Regions from separate parts of the Homo sapiens genome. Here regions 1 and 3 are each linked to region 2. A link is a loop called in an ENCODE intact Hi-C map of the cell type or tissue named here. Cell type or tissue: IMR-90. All regions are shown on one strand. Region 1 overlaps PTPRJ (protein tyrosine phosphatase receptor type J). Region 2 has its middle 46 kb from the start of PTPRJ. Region 3 has its middle 15 kb from the start of NUP160.

Region 1 (2,500 bases), 240 kb before region 2:
TACTCCATATTCATTGGGAGAAGTTAGAAACTATAAACAGGTGAATATAAAAATAAAATCCACTCCTAATCCCACTATTATATTATTCTAGAGTTGTGTTTCTTTTCTTCTATGCACTTATTTAATTCTTATTGGGATTGTTCTCTGTTTATAGTTCTATGAATTTGTTTTCTCACTTAAGCTTTACATTTTATAAAACCACAGGTGATCATTCGGTTTTTCTTTCCCACAATATCTCAATTCCTAGGCTATACCTGGGTAAGGTAGTTTTTATCAAACTAAGTGCTAGGAGCAGAGAATGCTGTGCTATTTTGCAGGGTAGCCTAGTTTGGTTTGTTTTTTTTTTAAGTATGCAGATAACAGGTCAGCAATACAGTGTCTCCCTGCCTCCTCTAAACCAACACTGTGGGCAGAAAAGTTCTGGGACAACTTTGGCCTGAATCAAAACAGGAAGATGATGGATACTTTATCCGCAGCCCAAGCGCTGTCCCTAAGCAGAAAGCCCAGGAGAGCTAACTATATCATAACACACCCCCAACCAACTGGGTATCCATCCACCTGCAGGCTCATACCTCCAACCTTCTGGGAACACACACAATCTTAAGACACACAGCCACTTCCTCCAAGCCTCCTCTTCACTAAATTGCCCTGAATATGTGTTACAGGCTGAACTGGGTCCCTTCCAAAACTCATATGGTCAAGTCCTAACCCCCACTAAAACAGAATTTGACTACATTTGGAGTGTCTTTGAAGAGGTAATTAAGGTAAAATTAGGTCAATAGGGTGGGCCCTGATCCAGTATGACTCGTGTCCTTATAAGATTAGCCGGGAGCGGTGGCTCACGCCTGTAATCCCAGCACTTTGGGAGGACAAGGCGGGTGGATCACGAGGTCAGGAGTTCGACACCAGCCTGACCAACATGGTGAAACCCTGTCTCTATTAAAAATACAAAAAAATTAGCTGGGTGTGGTGGCAGGCACCTGTAGTCCCAACTACTCGGGAGGTTGAGGCAGGAGAATCGCTTGAGCCCGAGAAGCAGAGGTTGCAGTGAGCCAAGATCATGCCACTGCACTCCAGCCTGGGCGACAGAACAAGGCTCCATCTCAAAAAAAAAAAAAAAAGAAGGAGATTAGGACACAGACAAGCAGAGGGAAGACCATGTGGAGGCATGGGGAGAAGACAGCCATCTGCAAGCTACGAAGAGAGGCGCCTGAAGGCTGGGGCAGGAGAACTGCTTGAACCCAGGAGGCAGAGGTTGCAGTGAGCTGAGATCACGCCTCTGCACTCCACTCTGAGCAACAGAGTGAGACTCTGTCTCAAAAAAAGAAAAAAAAAAAAGGCCTCACAGGAAACCAACCCTGCCCACATCTGGATTTCAGCCACCAAAATTGTAGGAAGTAAATCTCTGCTGTTTAAACCACCAGTTGGTGGTACTTGTTACAACAGCCCTAGAAAACTAAAACAATCCGGAAATCCCAAAGAGAAATGTGTTTTTGTTAAGGATGCCCAAGTAAAATGCAGGCCAGTAAACTGCTTGGCACATTGTAAGAAGGAAAAAAGAAGAAAGAAAGAAGCAAAGGCATAATGCATTGACATTTTTTTATATTTGGTATTTGTAAGTCTTTAAAAAAATGTTTTCAGGCCATTTTTTCCTTAAAAAAAAAAAAAGCAACCAACAGCAATACTCTGTACAAGTATAACAAACATTAGAAATATGCATCATTCCAAAATAGTTACAGGAAAATTACAGTTTAGAGTCCACATCAACACATCCTATTTGTATGTGCCCCCAAGGGAGAAAAAGCTACAGTATGTTAAACACACAGCTGCTACACAGTAGTCTGAAAACCCAGGACTTAAAACTTTTGAGGCAAATCAACAACAGTCACCAAGACTTGTTTAGCTCAATAAGTACAATCAAGCATTTCAAAAGAGAACCAGGCTTTTTCATCCCAGATGAAAAACACACGTGATGGGCTGCATAGCTGACCCCCGCCCCTCGATCCCCAACCCCCGGGAGCCTCTGACTCAACAGAGCACAAATCCAGTGGAGTCAATTAGGCGGAAGTCTGGCTGGAGGTCACAGTATGGCTGCAGTGGGCAGACACCAAATGTCATTTCCTGCTGGTGCTGATCATCACTAGATCCAACTTTGGAGGCAAAAAGTCGTTGTTCCTGGGAGATGCTATCAATGGCCCAAATCCCCCAAACCAGCTGGCCACCAGTCTTTGGCCCTTTCATTGACACCCAAACCCATACCAGCTGCTTTTCTGTATGCAATTGTCAAAGACTGAACAGGGGTGCTCACACCATCCCCCCGATTCCACTGGACTCTTCCAATTTGAGCTCATTGTTCCTGGGAGGGGTTGAAGCTCAGAGGCACCCTCCTCTTGCCTCTGACCAACCCCCAGCCTGTGTGTCCTTTATATTTACACATTAATCTTCCCTTTTCAAGCACTGTGCTATAAATACCCTTACCACCCCCACTGGCCCTGTCCCC
Region 2 (2,500 bases):
TTCTTTAAGGGTAGGTGGGACAGAATGGCATGTTAGCTATGGGCACTGTCAGAATCTCATTTTTTAGTGCTGTCAGACAAGTGGCTGACTTATCTGAGCCTCAACTTGAGCTAAAAAAAAAAAAACGGGGAGGGATTGTATAATTACGTAGATAATGTATATAAAGTGCTTAGGACTGTGCCTGGCACATTAGTAAGACTTCAAGGAATGATAGCTGTGGCTATTACAGTTGTCCCTCACTATCTGTGAGGGATTGGTTCCAGGAATGCGCCCCAACCCATATCAAAATCCATGGATGCTCAAGTCCCTGAAATGGTGTCATATTTGCATATAACCTACACACAGCCTCTCAAATACTTTAAATCATCTCTAGATTACTTTTTTTTTTTTTTGAGACGGAGTCTCGCACTGTCACCCAGACTGGAGTGCAGCAGCGCGATCTCGGCTCACTGCAACCTACACCTCCTAGGTTCAAGCGATTCTCCTGCCTCAGCCTCCCTAGTAGCTGGGAGTACAGGCGTGTGCCACCATAGCCAGCTAATTTTTGTATTTTTAGTAGAGACGGGGTTTCACAATGTTGGCCAGGATAGTCTCGATCTCTTGAACTCGTGATCCGCCTGCCTCGGCCTCCCAAAGTGCTGGGATTACAGGCCTGAGCCACCGACACACGGCCTAGATTACTTATAATACCTAATACAATGTAAATTGCTATGTAAATAATTGTTATACTGTATCACTTGGGGAATAATGACAAGGGGGAAAAGTCCATGCATATTCAGTACAAACTCAACCATCCCTGCCTTCAATATTTTCCATACTCAATTCCACCTTCAATATTTTCCATACTGATTGTTGGATCCACTAAGGCAGAACCCAGGAACATGGAACTCACAGATACAGAAGGCCAACTATATTTGTTTTGATTTGTTTTTTTGAGATAGAGTCTTGCTCTTTTGCCCAGGTTGGAGTGCAGTGGTGCCATCTCTGCTCACTGCAACCTCCACCTCCCAGGTTCAAGCGATTCTCCAGCCTCAGCCTCAAGAGTAGCAGCTGGGATTACAGGCGCGTGCCACCATGCCCAGCTACTTTTTGTATTTTTTAGTAGAGACGGGGTTTCGCCATGTTGGCCAGACTGGTCTCAAACTCCTGACCTCAGGTGATCCGCCCACCTTGGCCTCCCGAAGTGCTGAGATTATAGGCGTGAGCCACCACGCCCCACCCCAACTGTATTTGCAAGGCATTTGTGCTACTTGTAGCTATGACTTTGACCAAGTTGTTTTCCCACTTTGAGTCTCAGTTTGCACATCTGTAAAATGGGATGTGGTTAGCATTCAGCTCTAAGATTCTTGGTACTTTTGTTATACTTGTTAACACTTTAATCCACTTTAAATAACGTTACCCAAAACCCATGTGATATGGTTTATTCTTCGTAATGTTGTACCGCCCTCTATTGGAGATACTCTGCCAGCATTTGTCGGAGCCTTAAATCAGCAGATGCTTAAATGAAGGCCCAGGCCTCCTAATTTATATTCTGAAAACAATCTCTCCTTAAGTAACATCTCTTCCCCCGTAGCTATGGGTTATTTTTACAAAAACAAACTTTGTTTTTGCATTTTAAAATTCTGTCCTCATTTTATTCCTTTTCTGAGGACCTTGTCAAAGTTCAAGGATTTTATAAATTAACATTTATTTTGACATAATTTTAGATTTACAGAAAAATACTACAAGAATATTACAAGAATAACAGTATATCCTTCACCCAAATTACCCAAATGTTAACATTTTACTGACTGCATTTGCTTGATCAATTTCTCTCTCCACACACATACAGGCATACATATGTATGTAATATGTTCATATTCTTTTTTTTTTTTTTGAGATGGAGTCTAGCTCTTGTTGCCCAGGCTGGAGTGCAATGGCGCGACCTCAGCTCACCAACCTCTGCCTCCCGGGTTCAAGTGATTCTCCTGCCTCAGCCTCCCGGGTAGCTGGGAGGAGGGTTGATCGGGAGAAACCGCCTTAGTTCACTTCTCTTCTGTTCCTGCGAGTGGCACCATCCCAGGTCTGTTCTGTCCCAGAAGAGGACTGCCACTGCGTTGTTCATTAGACTCAGGTGACACAGACAGTTCAGGACAACCCAGTGGTAAAATCATGGTTTTTTTTTTAATCCATTCCTTGGGCCGGGCTCGGTGGCTCATGCCTGTAATCTCAGCACTTTGAGGGGCCGAGACGGGCAGATCACAAGATCAGGAGTTGGAGACCAGCCTGGCCAACTTGGTGAAACCCCATCTCTATTAAAAATACAAAAATTAGCATGGCATGTGCCACCATGTCTGTAGGGATGGGGTTTCTTTCTCTATATTGGTCAGGCTGGTTTCGAACTTCCTACCTCAGGTGATCTGCCCGCCTTGGCCTCCCAAAGTGCTGGGATTACAGGCGTGAGCTACTGCACCTGGCCAAATCTGGGTTTTCTTTCTTTTTTTTTTTTGAGATGGAGTTT
Region 3 (2,500 bases), 71 kb after region 2:
AAACTGTATGTTACTAAAAGTAACATTGACCCTTGATATTTATCTGAGGAATTCTCTGGAGGAAAAAAAGGATTTCATCCTGGAGATAAATTGGGCCAACTCATCTGTAGTCTTTGGTTTAATTAGCTAAACTCTTCCAGATGGAGAACATTTGAAGCAAAGGAATATTTCTGAGCCCCCTGGAAGTGTTAATAAACACAATAATATGTTACATGTAAAAGAAAATGTGCCCTTTATCTTTGAGGAAGTGTTTGGTAGCATTATAATTTTCAGTTTGACTATTGAAGAAAAAAGCTCTCATTTTATTCAACATTCAACAAACAAATACTGAGTGCTTGCTTTTCGCCAGTGCTAAACACCAAGACAGGACAGGACCCCTGCCTTTATGGAATCTCACAATTCCACCAGAATTTGCACTCCCACCAGAATTTGCCTGGCACATAGTAGCAGCTGGGTAAGTATTTGTCGAATACGTGAGTGAATGATACAGACACTTGAATAAGGAATTGTATTCGTAAAGATTTGAACAAATTACTATGGTCAGAGGGAAGCATGGGGGCCTCAAGCTGTCAGAGAAGGCTTTGCAAAGGAGTTTGTCAGATAGGAGCAGGAAAGACTTGCAGACACAGAAAATGGCACTTGCAAAGTCAGGGAGAGAAGAAACAGTAACATATATTTAGGCAACAGCTAGTAATTTGTGTGGTTGGAGAGTAATGTGTATAAGGAATGTGCCCAGAAGGTAGTAAGACCACAAAGATGGGTTGGGGCTTATTTGAGGAGGACCCTGAAAACCTGCTAAGGTTAGACTTGACCCTTTAGTATGTGTTGGTGTTTTAGAAAGATAACTCGAGACATAGTATTAGAGGATACACAGAAGGAGAGAAGGAAGGAAAAGATACCAAGGGTTAAGTGCCATGTTTGTGCCCATCCCTAGGCTAGATCCTCTATGTATTTATATTAAACTCATTTAATCCTTGCAATACTCCCATTGGTTACCTAATATTGTCCTTATTTTCAGCGGGAAACATTCAGAGAAATTATGCAATTTCCCCCAGACCATACAGTTAATAAAAGATGGGACTAGGATTTGAAACCAGGGTTCTAAAAAAATCTTGTTGGAGAATAAAAATACCAATGGACTCATACAAATTAGTATTAGGGAAAATAAACAGTAGAAGACTGGAGAAAGTGAATATTAAGAAAGACACACATGTAAGACGCAAGGGGAAAAAAGCATGACTATACAAAAGGATATTTACAGTAAGGAGATACAACACAGGAAGTGGAAAGATAATCACAGAAAAACCACAACATGTGTTTTTAAAATGCAAAGCCCCTGGGAAGAGAAAGCAAATGATACAATAATGCCATTCACTCTGGCATCCTGTGCATTTGGTTTTGCTCTTTACTCTTTTTTTTTAACTTTAAACAATTTGTTATGAGAGTAACAAAGATACGGCTTATGATCTTGTAACTCTAATGCTCTAAATCAGAAACAGATGGTGCCTAGTGTACCCTGTTTCCTAGAAACTGCAGAACTTTGAGGACAACACCCTCTCTGCACTGCACCACTGATTTCAGTTCCTTCACAGATACTAATACATGGCTAAATAACGTGGTTGCTGAGTATTGTATTGGAATATCTGTTTTCCTTGCTCGGGAATCTTTTTGAAGTTTAAAACTTTTCTCCATTTTTATTCCTTTTTCTGATTCAAAAAGTAATTCCTTTTTATTGTGACAATTTTTAAAAATATGGAACAAAGAAAAAAATAAAAATCCCCATTCCCTTCCCACCCAGCAATAACCAACGACCACTGTTAACATGTTGACAACATTCTTCTAGTTATTTTTCTGCACACACAAACACACTTCATAGAAAACTGAATGTATAGAAATTGTTTTCTAATTGTTTTGTTCACTGAGCAATAAATACTTTACATTTTTTCACATCATCAAATGTTTATGATAATTGCCAGTATTCCATCATATTGGAGAAGTTAATTTATTTATCTTCCCACTTTTTCATTCAACAAATTCTTTTATTTTTTTTTGAGACGAGTCTCGCTCTGTGGCCCATGCTGGAGTGTAGTGGCATGATCTCGACTCACTGCAACTTCTGCCTCCTAGGTTCAAGCGATTCTCCTGCCTCAGCCTCCCAAGTAGCTGGGATTACAGGCATGCACCACCACGCCCAGCTAATTTTTGTACTTTTAGTAGAGACGGGGTTTCACCATGTTGGCCAACTGGTCTCAAACTCTTAACCTCAGGTGATCCACCCGCCTCGGCCTCTTAAAGTGCTGGGATTACAGGCGTGAGCCACCATGCCTGACCCTCTTTCAACAAATTCTAATTAACACCTACTATTTGTCAGAAATGTGCTCAGCACTGGATACACAGTGGTGAGCAAAGCAGGCAAAGATCTTGCCCCCATGGAGTTTAAAGTCCTCTATTGACCTATAGTTTGCTTGAGAACTTTTTTTATTTTAAAAAAATAGCACAG

The links. A loop is a pair of places that touch in the nucleus more often than their neighbours do. Peaks named below come from ENCODE experiments on the same cell type or tissue, not always from the same donor. Only the 100,000 strongest peaks of a DNase experiment are listed, where the experiment ranks them.
Region 1: it touches region 2 in a loop (8-fold over the local background); 5 of 110 quality-filtered maps call a loop at or near these places.
Region 3: a loop joins it to region 2, with 3 times the contacts of the local background. A loop is called at or near these places in 11 of 110 quality-filtered maps.

Annotation. Positions count from the first base shown.
Region 1 is chr11:48,169,925-48,172,424 of GRCh38, reverse strand. PTPRJ (protein tyrosine phosphatase receptor type J) reads right to left here. Exons shown (of 25, transcript NM_002843.4): 25 at 1,586-2,500. Among named protein-coding and RNA genes, the nearest start is that of OR4B1, 46 kb to the left of the region's middle. In IMR-90, no CTCF peak of the experiment used is centred here; no DNase peak of the experiment used is centred here; H3K27ac peaks cover 880 bases.
Region 2 is chr11:47,933,572-47,936,071 of GRCh38, reverse strand. No RefSeq gene overlaps it. Among named protein-coding and RNA genes, the nearest start is that of PTPRJ, 46 kb to the left of the region's middle. In IMR-90, a CTCF peak has its summit at 1,446 (motif pointing left); a DNase peak (open chromatin) is centred at 1,431.
Region 3 is chr11:47,862,334-47,864,833 of GRCh38, reverse strand. No RefSeq gene overlaps it. Among named protein-coding and RNA genes, the nearest start is that of NUP160, 15 kb to the right of the region's middle. RefSeq lists an enhancer at 1,605-1,654. In IMR-90, no CTCF peak of the experiment used is centred here; a DNase peak (open chromatin) is centred at 1,423; H3K27ac peaks cover 906 bases.